Linked DNA regions of Homo sapiens: all the other regions are linked to region 4. The links are chromatin contacts, found by Hi-C or POLR2A ChIA-PET in ENCODE. All regions are on one chromosome and are shown on one strand. The core of a region is the stretch at or near the end of the contact, and the rest is flanking DNA. Distances in the headings are between cores, read along the strand shown.

Region 1 (3,053 bases), core at 27-2,526, 620 kb after region 4:
AAAATTAAAATCCAGCAATAAAGGGTTTTCTTTTTAGTTTAATGAAATCAACTCTAAAATTTGCTTTTATTTATATTCTGAAATTTAAAACTTTGTTCTTCGTTGATCTTTATAACATTGGAAAGATTGAACTTACACTTTGCTCTGTGAATCTTTCAATGGTTTGTGACCAAACCATAAATTTCAACCCGACCCAGGAAATTTCTGCGACTTGTGCCCACCCAGTTTTGCAGTTTGGAACAGAATTCTTGCTCCCAATCCAAATAGAGACTGAGAGAAATGAAAGAGGACCCAGAAAGCCTTTTCTTCTCTGTGAAAGGCCTGATCCTAAGTGGCGCAATCAATAAAGAAAAGGGTTCAAGGTGCAGCCTACAAATTTCTTAGAGTTTAATGTGTTCAGGTTGAGGTGGAGAAATTACATAAACCTGTGAATAGACATGGAATAGAAGCCATGTGTATATGCATTCTGTCCCTAAAGGTTTTGCTAGGTACTTACTAAGCTATTCCTTCTGTGCAATCATCTTTCGTTTTTCTACTTGTATGGATGAAAGCCTACCTTCACTGAACACTTCACCTTATGTGCCAGCTATTGTTCTAAACCCATTACATTATTTAATCTTCACGACAATTCTTTAAGGTAGTCTTATTACTATGCTCATTTTATAGATGAGCAAACAAGTTTTCAGGGGTCAAGAAATTTGAGCAAGTTCACATTAACTTGTAAATCACGAAATTGAGCATCAGATACAAGCATCTGGCTGCACTTCCTGAGTTTGTACGTCCTACTCTCATAAAATAGATACATTGAAGACTGAGAAAGAATACTGTTGGCCGATTCCTCAGGCAATAATTTTTTCGATATTGTATTGTTGTCTCAGAAACCTCCAGCCTCTCTCATTGATGGACGGTAGGAGGGGCACATGGAGTGGACCAGGAGTGGGCAGGAGTGGGGTGGGGGCGTGCTTTTAGAAGCGTTTCGGGGGAACGACAAGGCGCGGGTCGTAGAGGTCTACCCTCTCTGCAGTCCCAGCATGGCTCCTGGAGCTCTCTGGGCGGCCGCTGACCCCGACATCGCGGCGGCCCGCCCCCAGCGCCGCGCTGCCCAATCAGCGGCGCGGCCTGGTGCCCCGCCACTCCGCGCCGGCCATATAGGCCTCCTCCTGGCGCGCCTCCGCACCGCATTGGTGGACCGGCCCCCAGCCCGTCCATGGGCGTTGTGGCCGCCACCGCAGGTTCCGCCTCCCGTTCCCTCCGCCCTCAACGTACGTCGCACCGCCTCTCTGTAGCCGCCCGCGGAGCATCGCAGCCGGCCCGGGCCCCCGCCAGCCTCCCTCCTCGCGTCCCTCGGTGTCCTCCGCGGGCCGGCGCGATGCGGCTGGGCCCGAGGACCGCGGCGTTGGGGCTGCTGCTGCTGTGCGCCGCCGCGGCCGGCGCCGGCAAGGCCGAGGAGCTGCACTACCCGCTGGGCGAGCGCCGCAGCGACTACGACCGCGAGGCGCTGCTGGGCGTCCAGGTGAGGCGGCCAGGCCGGTGCTGGGAGGGCCGGGCCTCGCACCGCGGCTGCCGCGGGCTTTGTCCCGGGACAAAGGGGGGCGGCCGGGCGAGGCCTGGCAGGGGCGGCCTGACAATGGGGGCCGGGCGGCGCGGCACTCGCTCTCTGGGGGTCCTGGGGCCTGGAAAGCCTGAGGAGATAGCACGGCCCAAGAGCTGGATCCCTTCTACCCCTCAGATCATGGAGGGTGTGTAGGGGGTAGGGGCCTTGAAGTGCAGGTGCGGGTCACCCCGAAACCCTTTGGCAAGGGGGTCTTCTAGTAGCCCTGTTTTTCTCCACCATTTTGCCCCACTGATAGTAATGCTTGGCCCTCCTGTGTGTCGCTTCCCCCTAAAGGAAGATGTGGATGAATATGTTAAACTCGGCCACGAAGAGCAGCAAAAAAGACTGCAGGCGATCATAAAGAAAATCGACTTGGACTCAGATGGCTTTCTCACTGAAAGTAAGGACTGCCCTACACGACTAACAATGGAGACAAACACAAATATGTTAAGCAGCGGTGTCTGCTGAATGTATAGATTGCTAGTGTCCCAAGTTGGAAGTCCTGTGAGAAGGAGAAAAGGACATGGAGAATAGGCTTTATACTTACAAATCTTTAGACACTGAGAACCAAGTAAAACTCGGTGCTTTCTCCAGTTATATATAAACATCATTGACCCTGTACTCTATGTGGAAGTCACACCTTGAGACACCCTCTTTCTCACGTGACTTTTGTTAGTGTCAACAATATGATTTATTTTAGAGAAATATGCCCCAAAACTTTAAGGCAGTAAATGATTTATCGCTCTTTTGATATATGCTTCATTTAAATTTTAGGAATTTGCTTCTTTTTTTAAGCAAGTAGAAAAAGACCTGTTGCCTGTGAATTACGTTTATTATAACATTATACCAAAATGTTAGAGCTGGTAGGGGCCTTGGGATCATCTTGTCCACATCACTTTGTAGAGATGAAGAAATGAAGCACAGGGATAAGTGCCTTCTACAAATAAGTGGCAAAGCTGGACTAGAATCCAGGTATCCTGCTCTTAATTCAGGTTTTAATATCCTTCAGTTAAAAAAAAAAATCTGATGCTCTCAGGTAAATTCTCTAGTCAGAAATGAAATGCACAGACTATTAAAAGAATGTTCTAAATAAATTGCTGTGCAGTTGTCTCTCCCCATTGTTCAATTCAAATGATGTTCCCTGTCAGCGTTCCAAGTGGGTCCTCAGAAAAATTCAGGTTGTTATTGTGACTCTTAAGTTAGCTGTTTTTCTGTAACTCTCATTTAAATGCTGTTCACCATCAAGGAATTAAGTTGCTGGAGACAATTAAAAACTGGTAAATTTAAGATGTGCTGTCAATGACATATTCACATTGGAACCCTCTGGAAGATTAAGGGCTTTTTTCTTCCACTTAGTTAGACAATAATAACAAGACCTTTGGTCTCTGATTATCCAATCTAAGAATAAGTCAATCTTTGGTTATACTAGAGTAATCAAAGAACACAACACGTTGATTTG
Region 2 (2,872 bases), core at 225-2,724, 680 kb after region 4:
TAAGCAGGCAGGAGCCTTCTGTTAACAGAGGGTCTCTAGTCTGCTCCAGACCTAGAGGCATCATCCCATCTGATGGATGGAGAAACTGAGCTCAGGGAGGCTGAGCCAGTGCTATCAGAGGTGGTGGTGCCATTGGGAGGTGAGGTGCAGCCTGGCTCACTCTATGGCCTACAAAGTTCAAGGGGATTTTTACACTATTAATTGTCTTCAGCTGCAAGTAACAAAAAACCTGACTGGGGCGCCTTACAGATTAAAGATTAGCTCAAATCCAAGGTTTCTGGAGGTGAGGGCCTTCTGGGGGCAGTCCCATTGCTCTGCAATCCTCCCCAAAGTGTTTCCTCTTGGGTGGCTATTTCAGAGCCTGGGTGTGCCCCCTCTCTCTAAACCCTGGGCATGCATAATGGGCACTTGGGAGCTCAACTATTTCATCTGCAGCAGCTCTCATCTTATCACCCCGTCAGCTGTAAGGCAGACATCAGTGAGGGTGGTGATTTGCGGACAATCCCTGACTCACCCCATTTTGCCAGCCTGCCCTGGGCTCAGGACTTCCTGCTGCATCTTCTGCTGAGCCGGCAGGGCGTGGCGTCTCAGGGCTGGGGCTGGGGCTCTAGTCCAGGGCTCTTCCTAAGGTGGTACCACACAGTGCCCCCAGCACCTGCCCACCAAACTGGAAATTCCAGAAATATTCTCGACACCGTCTACTTTCCAAAGACTGGGTGTGGCAGATGAGGAAGCTGAGGCTCAGCGAGTTGGGGGGTCTATTAAGGTCCCTCAGCCCCTGAAAGGTGGGGTCAAAATTAAACAAAAACTGGGCCTCAGACTGGGTTTCCAAACACCCCACTCTGTGCCTTGATAATCCTGTTTCTCTCTCCATCCATTCCCATTCACTGAGCCGGAAGCCTCCATCTTCAGAAGGGGGTTCTCTGCCCCAAACAGCGTCTAATCTGGAGACTTGCGGTGGTGGCGGTGGTGGTGGTGGGGGCAGTGCCGGGGCCTCAGGCTGTTCTCCCTCATCTTGCTGCCTGCTCACCTTGCCTCTGTGTGCTCACAGCCCCCCAGAGCACAGCTGTGTCTGCTCCCAGACTATGGGCTCCTTGAGGGCAGGACCTGGTTTGGGTCCCAGAGCAGCCAGGGTTTGATGAATGACAGATGCCCTAGACCTGGGTAAGCCCCTCCAGAATGACTTGCTAGTGCGGGGTGGGGAGTCTGGCATCTCTGGGCCCAGCCTGGAAGGGTGCTGGACTGGCTGGCGGGTGACACACCTGGGGTTCCTGGGCCCCTCCTGGCCACACTGTCAGTGGGCCTCAAGCTCCCTTAGCATATGGCCTCTGGAATAAAGTGAGCCCGCACCTCGGGAGGGGGCAAGCAGAGGCAGGAGCAGGATGGCAGGTGGCAGGCGGGGCTGCACAGGGGAGCACAGCAACTCCACTTCCTGTGGGCGAGGGCCCTGTGCCTGCCCCGGGGGAGGTTGCACAAACCTTCCTGCGCAGGCCTCGGGCTGCCTGCCTGCCTGCCTGCCTGGCCCGGCCCGAGCTCCAGCCTGCCTCTTCCACTGGCCACTGCCTCCCACCCAGGGCTGGCATCCCTGCTCCCTGCCCTGGGTCCCAGACTGTGTCCTCCATCACCGCAGGGTCGGTGAGGGGCTGGGCTGGACACCAGGGCCCGCCCTCCCATCACTGAGCTCCACTCCTTCCTCATTTTGCTGCTGATTCTAGCCCCAAACAAAACAGGTTGAGCTTTTTCCTCCCCTCAGAAGCTCCTCTCTGGCTCGTGGCTGCCTTCTGAGTGTTGCAGACGGCGCCGGCCGGGAAGGGGGGCCTGGGCCAGCCCTGCCAGGACTGGGACGCTGCTGCTGGCGCCTGGCCCTCCATCAGGCCAGCCTGTGGCAGGAGAGTGAGCTTTGCCGCGGCAGACGCCTGAGGATGATGCCCCAGCTGCAGTTCAAAGATGCCTTTTGGGTGAGTGAGGATGGTTGGGGGCACTGAACAAGTGGAGGGGGCAGAGCTAGGCTGAAATCTCCATGCAGGTGATGGGATGCGGCTCCGAGAGGGGAGCTTTCTCATAAAATAGTGGTTGATTCTTGGTCTTAATTGTCATGGAGGTGGCCCAGGCCCCCACCCCTTCTGGACTGGAACGCAAGTGGACTCCGTGAATGAGCGTCCTCCTCTCTGCTGCCCCGTGTGTTTTCTCCTCTGGGAGACCTCTCCCCACAGCAGGAGCTCCTCAGAAGAGGGTAACACATGGGTGGGGGCTTGAGGAGGATGTGTGGGGCAGCAAAGGAGGGGTCACAGATTTAGAGACCAGACAAACTTGAGTTCAGGTCTTGGCTCTGTTACAGGCTGGGCAAGTCATTTCTGTCTCCAAGCCTCAGTCTCTCCATCTATATAATGGTGATAAAATAGAAATCAACACACCAACTAAAGCATTGGATCAGCAAGGGGATCCAAGGCACTAAAGCCCCCAGCACCTTGCCTCACTCCAAATGGTAATTCTGTTCCCCTCACCCAGCCCCTTGTCCCTTGCAGACCTTAGGGGTCCTTCAAGGAGGCAGCCAGGTGGGCAATGGCTTGCTTACTTTCTTAAATTCAACACGGGCTTAAATCAAGTCATTTCCCCCATGAAATAAGGGCGCCCAGCCAGTGGTAGAGGTAAAGTGGCTTGGCCCGGGCCACGTAGCCTGCAGCCCAGCTTGGACCCCTGGTCATCTCAGCACTTTTCCAGCTGTCCTTCAACTACCCCTCTGCCCCTCAGCTCTGGCTGTGCCCAGGGCTCTGGGGAAAAACTGAGACCTCTCTGGTTGGAGCTGGGGAATGTGGCTGTCCCGGGGTGCTGCCTCCAACCCCGAAGAGGACGCTCTGGCCCTCGGCTCAGC
Region 3 (2,944 bases), core at 342-2,841, 760 kb after region 4:
AGAAGAAATCACGGAAATGCCAATGTCGCCTGGGTGTTTGCCAACAGCTACTACCTCCCAGTTAGGACTCTTCACACACAAACGCCCCGAAGGACTCTGGCAATACAAGTGTGTAGCAAGTGCTTTTTAACATATAACCATCCTTTTATGAGACAGCTGTCAGGATATGAAGTTTTATCCCTTGTTGGGGGGTCGGGGGAGGAGGAAAGGATTCTTTCCAGAACAGGTGTGCGTATGCGTGGGAGGGAGGAGCTGAATGGGGAGGAGGAAGAGGCACAGTATGGTTAACCGGAATGTTCAAGGAGTGCTCTGGCGACTGTGGACAGAGCAATCTGTCCAGGGCACTCAAGTGTTTAAGGAAATGACAAGTTCAGAGAGGCAAGGTGATTTGGGACCAGACTGAGGACTTCTGCTCCAAGACCAGGGGAAGGAGTTGAACCTTATTCTACCGCTGAAGCTTCTGTTTTCCTTATTTTCAGATCAAGTGATGTGATAGAGGAAACGTTTTAAAAGATTTATCCGGGTGCAAAGTCCAGATGGGCTGGAGGGTGGAGAGACGGATAGGAACAACTTAGGTTACTATAAAAGTCCCTGATGAGATAAGGACCCAAACTAAGATGACATAAACATTCCTTTCAAAGAGGGTGTACCCCTTAAAAATTCATAAGCCACCTTTTATTGAAAGTGAACTCATCACTTTCAAAATCTTGTGACATCTCCATCATATATTTAACCAAGAGTTATAATCTCACAGTTTGGTCACCCCCATGACCAAAACAAATAGACCGATGTTCTTGGTCAATGGATTATTTGGCTCCTCGAGTTGAAACCCTTCATTTTCTGGGCTGGTGACAGTCAGCCGGTTCTCCACACACAAAGGGCGTTAAGTGGAACCCCCGCCCCGGCTCCGCAGCGTCCCCGCGGATCTGCCCGCCTCGGGACGGCCACTCGTCTGCGAGGCCCCGACAAAGAGCGCGGAACCTGAGCCTCTGGCGAAGATCCTATTTCGAGCCCGACGTCCTGCTACAGTCTGCAATAAGCGCTCTCCGTCCAGCCGGCGACTCCGGGGGGGGGAGACTGGGGCGCCTGGCACGGAGCCAGCCCGCGTGGGCCGAGCGCGGAGGCGCCGGCTGGAGGCCGTGGAGTCCCTGAAGGCCTCCCCTCGCTGTCCTCCGCGCCCAGGCTCCCGGCTTGGTCCGGCAGGGACCTCGCGAAGCGGCCTCACACCCGGCCCTCCCCTCGCCTCAGCCGCCTGAGGGCCCGCGCGCGGCCCCCGCGCGCCCGCCCAGGCCCAAGCCCGGCCCCCACGGGCGCCTCCGCCGCGGCCTCGCCCGGCCCCGCCGCCGGCCCCTCGCTCTGCCCGGCCCCGCTCACCCAGAAGATGAGGTTGAGAAAGACCAGCACGGTCTTGGAGGAGGTGATGCCGCACTGGCCCATGGCGCCGGTGGCCCGCGAAGGCCCGGCCCGGAGAGCGGGGCTGCGCTCACCGAGAGAGCGGCAATGGCGGCGGCGCCTCCTCGCTAGGAACTGCACGGCCTGCGCGGCGCTCCCCGCAGCCCCTGCGCCGTCGCGCAGCCCCGACCCCAGCAAGTGCCTCGCTCCTCCGCGCAGCCGCCGCAGTCCCCTCAGGGCTCCCGCGCCGCTCCCTGGCAACCGAGTCCCGCCCCACGCGGCCGGTAGCTTCAGCCAATCGCCTCTGCGGAGGCTGCAGTGAGGCCACGCCTCTTAAAGGAGCCAAGGCCTCAGCGCCTTTTCTTGGCCTCTGGCCGCCCTTGGACGCAGATGGCTCCCTAGGGAGGTTCTGGTGGACCAAACCCACTCTCCTCCTATGACTATGCCACCCTTATAGATGATTCAGAGCCCTCTGAGTGCTATCTTTCTACCTAGCCCATTCTCCCCTAGGAAGGTTGGAGACACTAATCTCTGCCTGACCAGATTCTCCTGACCAGGTTAAAATCTTGGCAGCACTGTTGGTGAGAAGTGCAAAGAAAAACAACAAATACTTATGGAGAAACTTATTGTACCAGGCGCTGGGCTAGACCTCAGAAGAGTCAGAGAGGAGAAAAGGCTGGTGATGGCGTTAGCAAGGCAGAGACATGTTTGTGTGGGTGAGTGGTTGGGAACAAGTTCTATTCCAGGGTAGTAAGTTTTGGACCAAGATTCGCAACGATTACAGAAACATCTCTTTGCATTGCAACATTTCACATTCTTCCCCCAATCTTGAATCCGTCATAGCAATTAATTATTGGGTGCTCACCCGGTGCCAGGCTCCATTAGTTCATTTAACCCCCACCACAACCCTGGATGGAAGGCACTATGGTTATCAGCCTCATTTTACTGATCGGGTAATTGAGGCTTAGAAAGGTTAAGAAGTTCGCCCAGAGCCACACATAGTAAGTGGTCTAGTGCAAAAAACACATCATCAGTCACACAATAAACTGCCTCTGTTTGCTGTCTTTCCTGCCATTATAATCCTGCACTCCCTCCTTGACCGCGCCCGTAAGGATTTCCATTTACTGGTCTTTATCAGCTCGCTCTCATGCAATCTCCCCCACTCATCACCTTTCCCAGGCACTCTCAGAAGTACCTGTTAATCTCAGCATCCTGTGCATTTACACCAAGCAGCAGCAACAGCCATTTATTCACTCATCAAACTTGCCGCGTGTCCCCTCTGGGCCTCACTGTTGTCGGTGGTGGATATTCCACTGTGAGCAAGACGTATCCTTCCTTCCATGGCTTACATTCGTTCGGGCAGAGGAGGCAGACCATAAACAAACGGGCAAGTGGGTATATGACATGAGGTAGTGTTAGGAAACAATTCAGAGGAAAGGAATAGAGTGATGAGAGGAGTCCTCTCTGAGGAGAGAACATTGGAGGGGACCCAAGGGAGGTGAGGGGAACAGCCCAAAGATGAGAGCAGCAAGGACAAAGGCCCAGAGACCGG
Region 4 (2,998 bases), core at 76-2,575:
GCTGAGGTGGGAGAATCGCTTGAACCTGGGAGGCGACGGTTGCAGTGAGCCCATATCGTGCCACTGCACTCCACTCCAGCATGGGAAACAGAGCCAGACCTTGTCTCTTAAACAAACAAACAAACAAACAAACAAAAGTCTAATGTCTACAGACATCTAGAAAGAGCTCCAGCTATGCCTCAGAGAGAAAAATCCCAGGAGTGGATGGGAAAATATCCATGCCCAGAAAAAAAAAAAAAAAAAAAAAAAGGAGAAAAGGTACAAACCATCAGGTAAGTTTCTGACCCAAGTTTACCAATCTTGTTTCTCATTTCACCTAAATGTAAACTAGGAAAACTACACAATCCACAATATAAATTATTGTTACTTGACTTGTGACTGGTCAGTCTCCAAATACTCCTTTCCCACAGCATGAGAAGGAAAATATGTTTCCTATCAGTCCTTCTCACAACAGAAGAGAGAAATGTGGTTTGTCACTAATGAAACACTGAAAATGTACCACTGTCACCAGTTAACCTAATCTACAATCTGCTGGTTAAAAGCAGGTCAGCCTGAAGCATATAAAAAGACGTCTGCCTTTCAAAACTGGCTAAAGCTGTCAAATCGGATCGCAGGTTTTACAAATACAATCACCTAAATTCAGCCCTGCTCCATAAACCAGAAAGCAGAACCAGCTTCCATAACTGGCCACGCAGCCTCCCACCCCACCCCACCCCCGCCCTTGACAGTGAGTGGGTCGGAGTAGCCACGATGCGCCCAAAGTGTTTAATTCTTCCAGAAATGCCGGCCTCCGGGAGGAATCTAGGTTTGAAACTTTCCCCAACAGGGCATTCCCCGGTGACATTTTGCTCCCTCGGGTGTGGAGCAAGTGTGGAGGACCTGGCGGCCCGAAAGTGCCCAGAGTGACCGACAAAGGTGGGAAACGGCAGGGCAGAGAGTGGGCCAGAAGAAGGGGCAGCAGACGCGCAAATTCACATCATTCGGGGTCACCCTGACCCCAAACCTCTGACTTCTGCCCCGAACTGGCGTTCCGCAGGGAGTCCAGGGTAGGCCCCAGAACTTTGGACCCAAGTCCCAGGCGGGGACCGGCCTGCGGGCGCGAGGGCTGGTCGAATCTGAGGGGGCCAGTGATCTTTGCAAGACCCCATAGGGACGGCGGGTTGACGGGGGGCCGTCCCTGGGTTCGCCTTCCCAGTCCGGACTCACCGCCCGCCGGAGCTGCCCCGGAGCCGCCGCTCGGAACATGGTCTCCGCTTCCGCCGCAACCTCGGCCTTACAGCAGCCCCGTGCCCGGCCAACTGGCGCCGCCTCAGCCAGTCACCTAATGCTCGCGAGACGCGCGAACGAGATAAGACGCCCTAGGCCGGGAGCACGAGCCCGCGGTTTCCGCCTGCCCATTGGGCGGCTGCGCAGCCAATAGACGGCGGGAAGTTAGGGGCTAGACTGGGAAGTGGGGCAAAGGTGAGGCTATTCCCCGGGGACCTTCGAGTAAGCCCGGGCCGCGGAGCGGCAGAGACAAAGCTGGCCACCCGCTGATGACCGAGCTCAGACTGTACTGTCTCACAGCCCCGCAATGGTCAGCACTGCTAGAGTGAACTTCAAAACTGAGCTGACCTCGGGGTAAGGTACGAGTGGAGCCTTGCCAATTCCAATTAGATACCTTTCCTATATGCCCCTATTTCCCCCTGTATTTCCCCATGGTAGCAATTGTCACATGGGTTGTAATAACCTAAGTACTTGTCTGTGTCACCCATCTGACTGAAGATCTGTAAGGGCAGAAAGTATGCCCTTTTTTTTTTTTTTTTTTTTGAGAGAGAGAGAGTCTCCCTCTGTCACCCTGGCTGGAGTGCAGTGGCGCGAGCTCAGCTCACTGAAAGCTCCGCCTCCCGGGTTCACTCCATTCTTCTGCCTCAGCCTCCCGAGTAGCTGGGACTACAGGCGCCCGCCACCACGCCCAGCTAATTTTTTTGTATTTTTAGTAGAGACGGGGTTTCACAGTGTTAGGCAGGATGGTCTCGATCTCCTGACCTCGTGATCCGCCCGCCTCGGACTCCCAAAGTGCTGGGATTACAGGCGTGAGCCACCGCGCCCGGCCAGTATGCCCTACTTTTAAATTTTGTGTCTACCTGCAACACCTAGCACAATGCCTGGTCCATACTAGGCATTCAATCAGTATGTGTTGAATGAATAAGCAAATGAATAAATGACTGCTAATGAGTCTGGACTTTAACACGAAATTTTTAAGAGGGAAGTGGTATGTTCAGAAATTGTCTCAATTCCCAATTCAGCAACAACCTACCTTTCCAATGTTATCTAGTCTATCAACAAATCCCGTTGACTCTACCTTCAAAAGATAACCAGAATCCAGCAATATCCTCCAACACCCCTTTGCTCCTCTGCTGGTATCACCTTCACTCAGGACCCTGTCCTCTCTCGCCTGGATCATTGCAAAGCCTCCTAACTGGTCTTTCTGTTTCTGCCCATGTTTCCAGAAGCCTCTTCTCCAAACTGATGGACTGATCATGACCTCTGCTCAAAGCCCTATGGTGGCTCCCTCTCCTCCCACTGCCCTCTTCTCTCACTGTTCCCCAGATACATAGGCCTTCTTGAGCACACAAGCCTGCTCCTCTCAGAGTTTTGCACTCTGGCTCTTCCCTCTGCCTGAAATGGCCTTCTCTTGTTACCCGCGTGGCGTACTTCCTCACTTCATTCAGGTCTCTGCTCAAAAAACACATTTGCAGAAAGGCCGGCCTTAGCCTCTCCACCTAAAATAGCACCCATGCCACTCCCAGACGCCCTATCACCTTGTTTGATTTTTTTTCTTGGCATTTATCACTGCCTAACAGGATGCACATGTTTGTTTATTGCTGATCTCACTGCATTGGAGTGTAAATTCCCTGAAGCAAGAGCTTTGTCTGAACTAACAAGCACTCTAAGGGCCTTGCGCTTTTGCTCTTCCCTCTGTCTGAAATTCCCTTCCCCATCTGACAGCCCTCTT

The links. A loop is a pair of places that touch in the nucleus more often than their neighbours do. ChIA-PET counts read pairs that join two places held with the same protein, here RNA polymerase II (POLR2A). Pooled maps may share reads with other maps.
Region 1: a loop to region 4 is called in a pooled map, with 7 times the contacts of the local background. The contact joins the promoter of RCN2 here to the promoter of ETFA in region 4. A Hi-C loop is called at or near these places in 2 of 37 single-sample maps with no recorded cell type and 11 of 50 pooled maps. POLR2A ChIA-PET finds 5 or more read pairs at or near these places in 1 of 52 experiments (activated naive CD4-positive, alpha-beta T cell).
Region 2: a pooled map shows a loop between it and region 4 (2.6-fold over the local background). The contact joins the promoter of PSTPIP1 here to the promoter of ETFA in region 4. A Hi-C loop is called at or near these places in 6 of 50 pooled maps. POLR2A ChIA-PET finds 5 or more read pairs at or near these places in 2 of 52 experiments (H1 and Panc1).
Region 3: a loop to region 4 is called in a pooled map, with 12 times the contacts of the local background. The contact joins the promoter of TSPAN3 here to the promoter of ETFA in region 4. A Hi-C loop is called at or near these places in 1 of 168 maps with a recorded cell type or tissue (CD4-positive, alpha-beta T cell) and 8 of 50 pooled maps. POLR2A ChIA-PET finds 5 or more read pairs at or near these places in 1 of 52 experiments (activated naive CD4-positive, alpha-beta T cell).

Annotation. Positions count from the first base shown.
Region 1 is chr15:76,930,473-76,933,525 of GRCh38, forward strand. RCN2 (reticulocalbin 2) reads left to right here and starts at 1,277. Exons shown (of 7, transcript NM_002902.3): 1 at 1,277-1,513; 2 at 1,889-1,994. The coding sequence starts at 1,370. RefSeq lists a silencer at 970-1,719.
Region 2 is chr15:76,993,652-76,996,523 of GRCh38, forward strand. PSTPIP1 (proline-serine-threonine phosphatase interacting protein 1) reads left to right here and starts at 1,475. Exons shown (of 15, transcript NM_003978.5): 1 at 1,475-1,958. The coding sequence starts at 1,923. RefSeq lists an enhancer at 1,180-1,229 and a silencer at 1,470-1,659.
Region 3 is chr15:77,069,518-77,072,461 of GRCh38, forward strand. TSPAN3 (tetraspanin 3) reads right to left here and starts at 1,592. Exons shown (of 7, transcript NM_005724.6): 1 at 1,375-1,592. The coding sequence starts at 1,437. RefSeq lists a silencer at 1,059-1,758 and an enhancer at 1,899-1,958.
Region 4 is chr15:76,310,144-76,313,141 of GRCh38, forward strand. ETFA (electron transfer flavoprotein subunit alpha) reads right to left here and starts at 1,326. Exons shown (of 12, transcript NM_000126.4): 1 at 1,207-1,326. The coding sequence starts at 1,245. RefSeq lists enhancers at 578-1,078, 1,079-1,579, 1,789-1,838, 1,899-1,948.